Linked DNA regions of Mus musculus: region 1 is linked to region 2. The links are chromatin loops, found by intact Hi-C in ENCODE. Cell type or tissue: left cerebral cortex. All regions are shown on one strand. Each heading gives the region's core, and the rest is flanking DNA. Links, peaks and the distances in the headings are about the cores only.

What was found. Hi-C counts contacts between places; a loop is a spot of excess contacts. Peaks named below come from ENCODE experiments on the same cell type or tissue, not always from the same donor. Only the 100,000 strongest peaks of a DNase experiment are listed, where the experiment ranks them.
Region 1: a loop joins it to region 2, with 2.4 times the contacts of the local background. A loop is called at or near these places in 1 of 42 quality-filtered maps.

The regions. Positions count from the first base shown.
Region 1 is chr19:40,344,329-40,347,149 of GRCm38, reverse strand. It overlaps Sorbs1 (sorbin and SH3 domain containing 1), which reads left to right. Exons shown (of 29, transcript NM_178362.1): 17 at 2,711-2,794. Among named protein-coding and RNA genes, the nearest start is that of A930028N01Rik, 49 kb to the right of the region's middle. In left cerebral cortex, for the core only: a CTCF peak has its summit at 1,284 (motif pointing right); a DNase peak (open chromatin) is centred at 1,272; H3K27ac peaks cover 590 bases.
Region 2 is chr19:40,507,983-40,510,803 of GRCm38, reverse strand. The region is part of intron 1 of Sorbs1 (sorbin and SH3 domain containing 1); the gene reads left to right. Among named protein-coding and RNA genes, the nearest start is that of Sorbs1, 4.3 kb to the left of the region's middle. In left cerebral cortex, for the core only: a CTCF peak has its summit at 1,338; a DNase peak (open chromatin) is centred at 201; H3K4me3 peaks cover 101 bases; H3K27ac peaks cover 1,066 bases.

The DNA of each region.
Region 1 (2,821 bases), core at 34-2,533, 160 kb after region 2:
TGTTCAAGCATCAACACTGTCTTTGAGGAGGTGACACTTGCCTGGCAAGCCACTTGCCCGTTCTGTGGATTTTATCAGGCTGGAAAAAGAGCAGCCCACAGCAGCAAAGACCAGACCCTGGCACTGTAGAGGTGTCATGGCTGTGGGAACAGAGAGCCCCCTTTGCTTCCAGCAGGGGTGTCCGTTCTTAGTCTGTTTCTTGATTGGTTGCTGCTCAGTTACACCTGGCAACCTAATGCAGGTATGAGCACTGTGGGTAATACCTTTTTATCTTTATGTCTGGGCAGCTCTCTCTCAGAACCGAGGCTTTGGATCTAAGTTATTTAACATGACCTTTTCTTTACTCAGCACTAGCCTTGGCAGTCAGCTATCCAGCAAACAGCATTCAAGACTGAAACAAGTTAATTCTTTTAAGGCTGTAAATATTGTAACTTTTTGGCAGCATCCCAAAAGAGTTGGTATGTTAGTACATTTAAAAAAAAAAAAAACAGCAAAAACAAAACCCCTAACCTATTCCCAGGGAACAGTTTATAAATAGTCTTTGTAAGAATAACAAATATGAAGTAGGTTTCATGAAAGGCCATCATCCTAGATTGTAGAATGAGCCAGTGTCGAAGCCGTCATTCCCAAACGGCTTGGGGGTTGTGGGCCTCTGCTTTTCACCGAATAAAGGCAGAAGCCAGGCTGGAGAGATGACCCAGCTGCTGAAGGACTTAAGTTCAATCCCCAGACAAAGAGTAAAAGGACACGCTTGGTGGCTTGTGCTTACAGTTCTAGCCCTGGAGCAGTAGAGCCAGGCAGGTCCTTAGGACTTGCTGGCCAGCCAGCCTAGTCCAATTGGCAAGCCCTGAGTGACTGAAAGACCCTGGAATCAGAAAACAAGGTAGCTGGCTCCTCAGGATCTCTCACTTAAAAGTTTTCCTCTGATATCTACATACATGCGCATAGATATGTAAATCCATGTACACACACCCAAGACACTATTCATGTCTGGATGGGCAGGCTTTTTCCTTCAGGATGGAAACTCTAGAGGAAGCTGCTCTTGATGCACATAAATTACCCTGTAGTTTCAAATCATATTTCAGTTTAAGTCTCTGACAAGTGTCCATATCCTCTACTTTTAACAGCAGGAATGGACAAATAGCAGACACTTCTGGGGAATTGGGAAGAAGGGCTGGGTAAAGTCACATGGACAGTTTGCTGCTTGCAGAGAGAGCTAAAAACTGTCTTAGTGGGTGGTGTCAGTACATCCCGGAAGGACTACTCTGAGGCGCAGTAGCGCTGAAGGCCTGTAGGTGGCGCTAGCAGCAAGCTGTTCTGTGTCATTTACCTTAGTGGCCATGAGGTAGCTAAGTTGCTTGTGTGATATCTTCAACCTCTGAAGAAACTGTGTACATTTTTGTATTTCGGGTTGTTATAAAAAAAAAAAAGAAAAGAAAAGAAAAAGAAAAAAACTCAACCTTTTATAATTTTCAGAGTTCTTAAGAACATATGAACTTATTAAGCAAACCTTGAACTCAGTGAACCTAAGTCCTTTTATTAGAAAACTTGATTTGAGGGGGCTGGTGAGATGGCTCAGTGGGTAAGAGCACCCGACTGTTCTTCCGAAGGTCCAGAGTTCAAATCCCAGCAACCACATGGTGGCTCACAACCATCCGTAACAAGATCTGACTCCCTCTTCTGGAGTGTCTGAAGACAGCTACAGTGTACTTACATATAATAAATAAATAAATCTTTAAAAAAAAAAAAAAAGAAAGAAAACTTGATTTGATTTCTAATCATCCATTTTTAGTGTTTTCCAAAAAGTAGGTGATATTTCTTAGATAAAATGCCAGAACTTTAACACACAGCTGATGAAATATCAAATTGCAGGATCAAATTATTAATCTCCATGACGAGCCTTAGCATAACCGCAGTGAGGGAATCTAACTTTGGAGCGTCACCCGGAAGTTTTCTCCCCGTTCTGTTCTCCGTCCTGTCCAGCTTTTCTGTCACTCGTTTTCCTCAGTCCTTTAACATTTATCTGTTAGAACGCAGAGTGTGTGCTGTCCGTGCTCATTCCCCACAATGCTTGTTTACAGTGGTTTTTTTTCCCCCTCCTGTCCTCTATTTTGACTTACATCATTTTCACTTTGCTGTGTATGACACATGGTATCTCACCTATTCATGTGCCATTAAAGATGCAGTATTAACCAGTTGGCTTTTATAAAGTGTCAGCATCTGCATTTATCTTGAAAAACCTTAGGGCAGCCTTGCAAATAAGTACTAAAACCATCCTGGCCCATAAAAACCGTTTGCTTCATTCTGACAGATGCTGAATGTTTGGTGTGCTCACAGTTTATGTGCTCACAGTTAATGTTTATTTCCCCCCCGCAAGAGGAAATAAGGACTTTGTTTTCTCTAATGCTGAAATGATTAAGAATACCGCTCTGCCCGTATTTAGCTTTGTGGTGCCGGGTCGCAGTGTGGTGCCGGGTCCTCTATATCCAGTCCATCTGCCTCTGCTGTTGGACCGAAATCAGATACCTCACTGCTGCCTGCCTCAGTTTCCCTGTTTTTTCTGGTGTCAGTAAAACTGGACAGTCCCTGCTGTCGAAGCAGGCGCTGTGTAACCCAGAGCCGCTGCATCTCTACTGGCCTGTTCCTATGTAATCTTTTACATAATGTTATCCTTCTCTTTCTTCCATTTCCCTGTCACCAACCCTTATAGAGTCGGGATATAAGCCCAGAAGAGATAGATTTAAAGAATGAACCTTGGTATAAATTCTTTTCGGAATTGGAGTTTGGGAGACCGGTAAGTGCAATAGCCTCGGTGGTTATC
Region 2 (2,821 bases), core at 2-2,501:
GCCTAAGATGGGAAGGAGAAAGATGAGGAGGAAACAAGAGATGAAGGGGGAGACTGGAGACTCCATAGCTTCAGCCTTTGGAGCCAGGAGTAGAGCAGTCCTGTGTCCTTGGAATGAAGTAAGGATCGGAGCCCCTTAGATGAGTGTGTGTGTGTGTGTGTGTGTGAGATGAGTGTGCTCGTGTGTGCGCATGTGCATGCAAGTGTGTGTGTGAGTGTGGGTGATGTGGAGGTGTTAAGTGCCCTGATCCTGCCACAGATTTTCCTTGCTGACTCTGATTGTAGAATGAGGTTGAAGCTGCTTGTTCAGAGCCAAGCAAGACCTTTTGCCAGAGCCGGGAGAACTCAAACACTCAGGGGCATTAGGTGTGCTGAGGAGAGCTGACGTTGGGCCCAGTTCTGCTGCAATTCCAGGTTCATATTTGTGTATTTTTTTGTTTTGTTTTGTTTTTACATTTCCGATACAAACCTTAAAGTTTTCCATGGACTGAATGGTAGAATTTTCCCATCTAACCTTCCATCATACATTTTATGAGAGAGCATTTCATGTCTTGCCTTTCCAGAGGAGAGCTCCTGAATGGTGGCTCATCATCTTTGGGAGGTAGGGAGGCTCTGGCCTGTGACCTGCGTTAGTGCTAACCCTCACGTTTCAGTGAGCAATTAAAGGGTGGGGAGCAGTGGGTAACCAGAGCATTAACTATTCAAAGGCAAGGATAAAAGATGATAATTCTTTGACGTCTGTGGCCCAAGCCAACAGCCAACAGTGAGGAGCTTGCCTTCCTCGGGCCAGCTCCCAGGTACGAAGAAGTCTCTGTGGCTTCTTCAGGCCTCATGCTTCAGGCATGTTGTGAGGCCCTGTGGCCCTGTATCTTGTTACCTTCGAGGCTTTTTTTCCCCTGCCTATCTTTCCTGTGGCCGTTTGTTTTTTCCTCCCTTCCTCTTGTGTTCTTCTCCCTGCTCTCTTCCCTCATCCTCTTAGTAATATATCTTTGTAGTGTGTTTTAGTGTATTATTGCCTCATTAAAATTTCATGTTCTCTGTTCTTAATTTAAAAGCAGTTTATGTCTTTGACTATATATGTATTTTACACGCAAAACAAAAAGCAAACCCAATTAAACTGCTTTTTATTTCTGTGTGGCCTTCCATTGATTTTCCCCTCCCCCTTTTTGTCTGAGGTCAGTACTGACTCTTTCTAGAAAAAAATAAAACAACAAAAAAAACCCTTTTTTTCTAAAGTCTCTGTCATGTGGTTATTGTTTTAAAAACAAAACCAGCTATAACAGCAGAACACGTTTCCACCCTTATATTGTGAGCCACCAGGGACGCCCTGTCCCAAGAAGTGTATCCTGTTTCTTCCTTCAATGGAAGAAGCATTGTTAATGTGTTTCATAAGAAGGCTTAAACTGTCCAAGGGCTAGTGGTAGATATGGGTCTTGTCAGTGAGTCTGGTGGGAAGCAGGCAGGCTACTGCCATCCAGGGAGAATTTAGTGTGATGGTTGTGTTTCCTAGGCTAGACTAACCCAACTATCTGTAGCTGGACACACAACCCTTTAGAAAAGAGATACTTACCACTTTTCCAATGAATGTTGGGTTGAACTCAGGCCTATCCTGTGCCCACTTTAGGCAGAACCAGGGTTTCTCTGTGTAGTGCTTTTCTGACAGCAGGCTGATTCAAACGCTACCCTTCAGCCTTACTTACTGGCTTTCCCAGGTCCTCAGAGGCAGGCCCCTCCCACAGAAAGGTTGGGGCCTTTGCCTCTTTGCAGTGCCTCCTACTTTCAGACTCCCTCGAGGTGTCTTCCTTCCTCTGCTCACCTGTTTCTGTTAGTCTTGTTGACTTCCTTGTTTTCTTCTAGTCTTCTTCCACCATATTGGGAGTTCTGGAAAGAGAGAGGATTCTATACCTGTTACACACACACACACACACACACACACACACACACACACACACACACACACACACACACACACACACACACACACACACACACACACACACACACACACACACACACACACACACACACACACACACACACACACACACACACACACACACACACACACACACACACACACACACACACACACACACACCCACACACACACACACACACACACACACACACACCCACACACACACACACACACACACACACACACCCACACACACACACACACACACACACACACACACCCACACCCACACACCCACACACACACACACACACACACACACACACACACCCACACACACACACACACACACACACACACACACACACACACACACATACACACACACACACACACACACACACCCACACCCACACCCACACACCCACACACACACACCCACACACACACACACACACACACACACACACACACACACACACGGTTGTGGTGGGGGCGGGGAGAGAACTACCAGAACAATGAGAGACTTCTAAAGAAGGCAGTGTCCTCCTGGTAACCCATTCCCTTGAATCAGTCCTGAGGAGTTTCTATTGCTGCAGGAACAAAGCTCATAAACTCAGAGATGTTCAGGCCCCCGGGCTTGCTTCTGTTAGCTCCTTTTAGGAATCTGAGAAGGGTCTCATAGAGCTAAAGTCACGGTGTTGGCAGGCTGGTGCTTGTGGTGAGAAGAGCCTGATTGCTTATTGATGCCATTACTCAGAGACTGCCTGCATTCTCTACTCCAAGCTGCCTTCCTGTCTTCAAAGCCATCTCAGGGTTTCTATTGCTGCCATGAAACACCATCCCCAAAAAGCAAGTTGGGGAGGAAAGGGTTTAGTTGCTTTATACTTCCATCTTTAAGTCT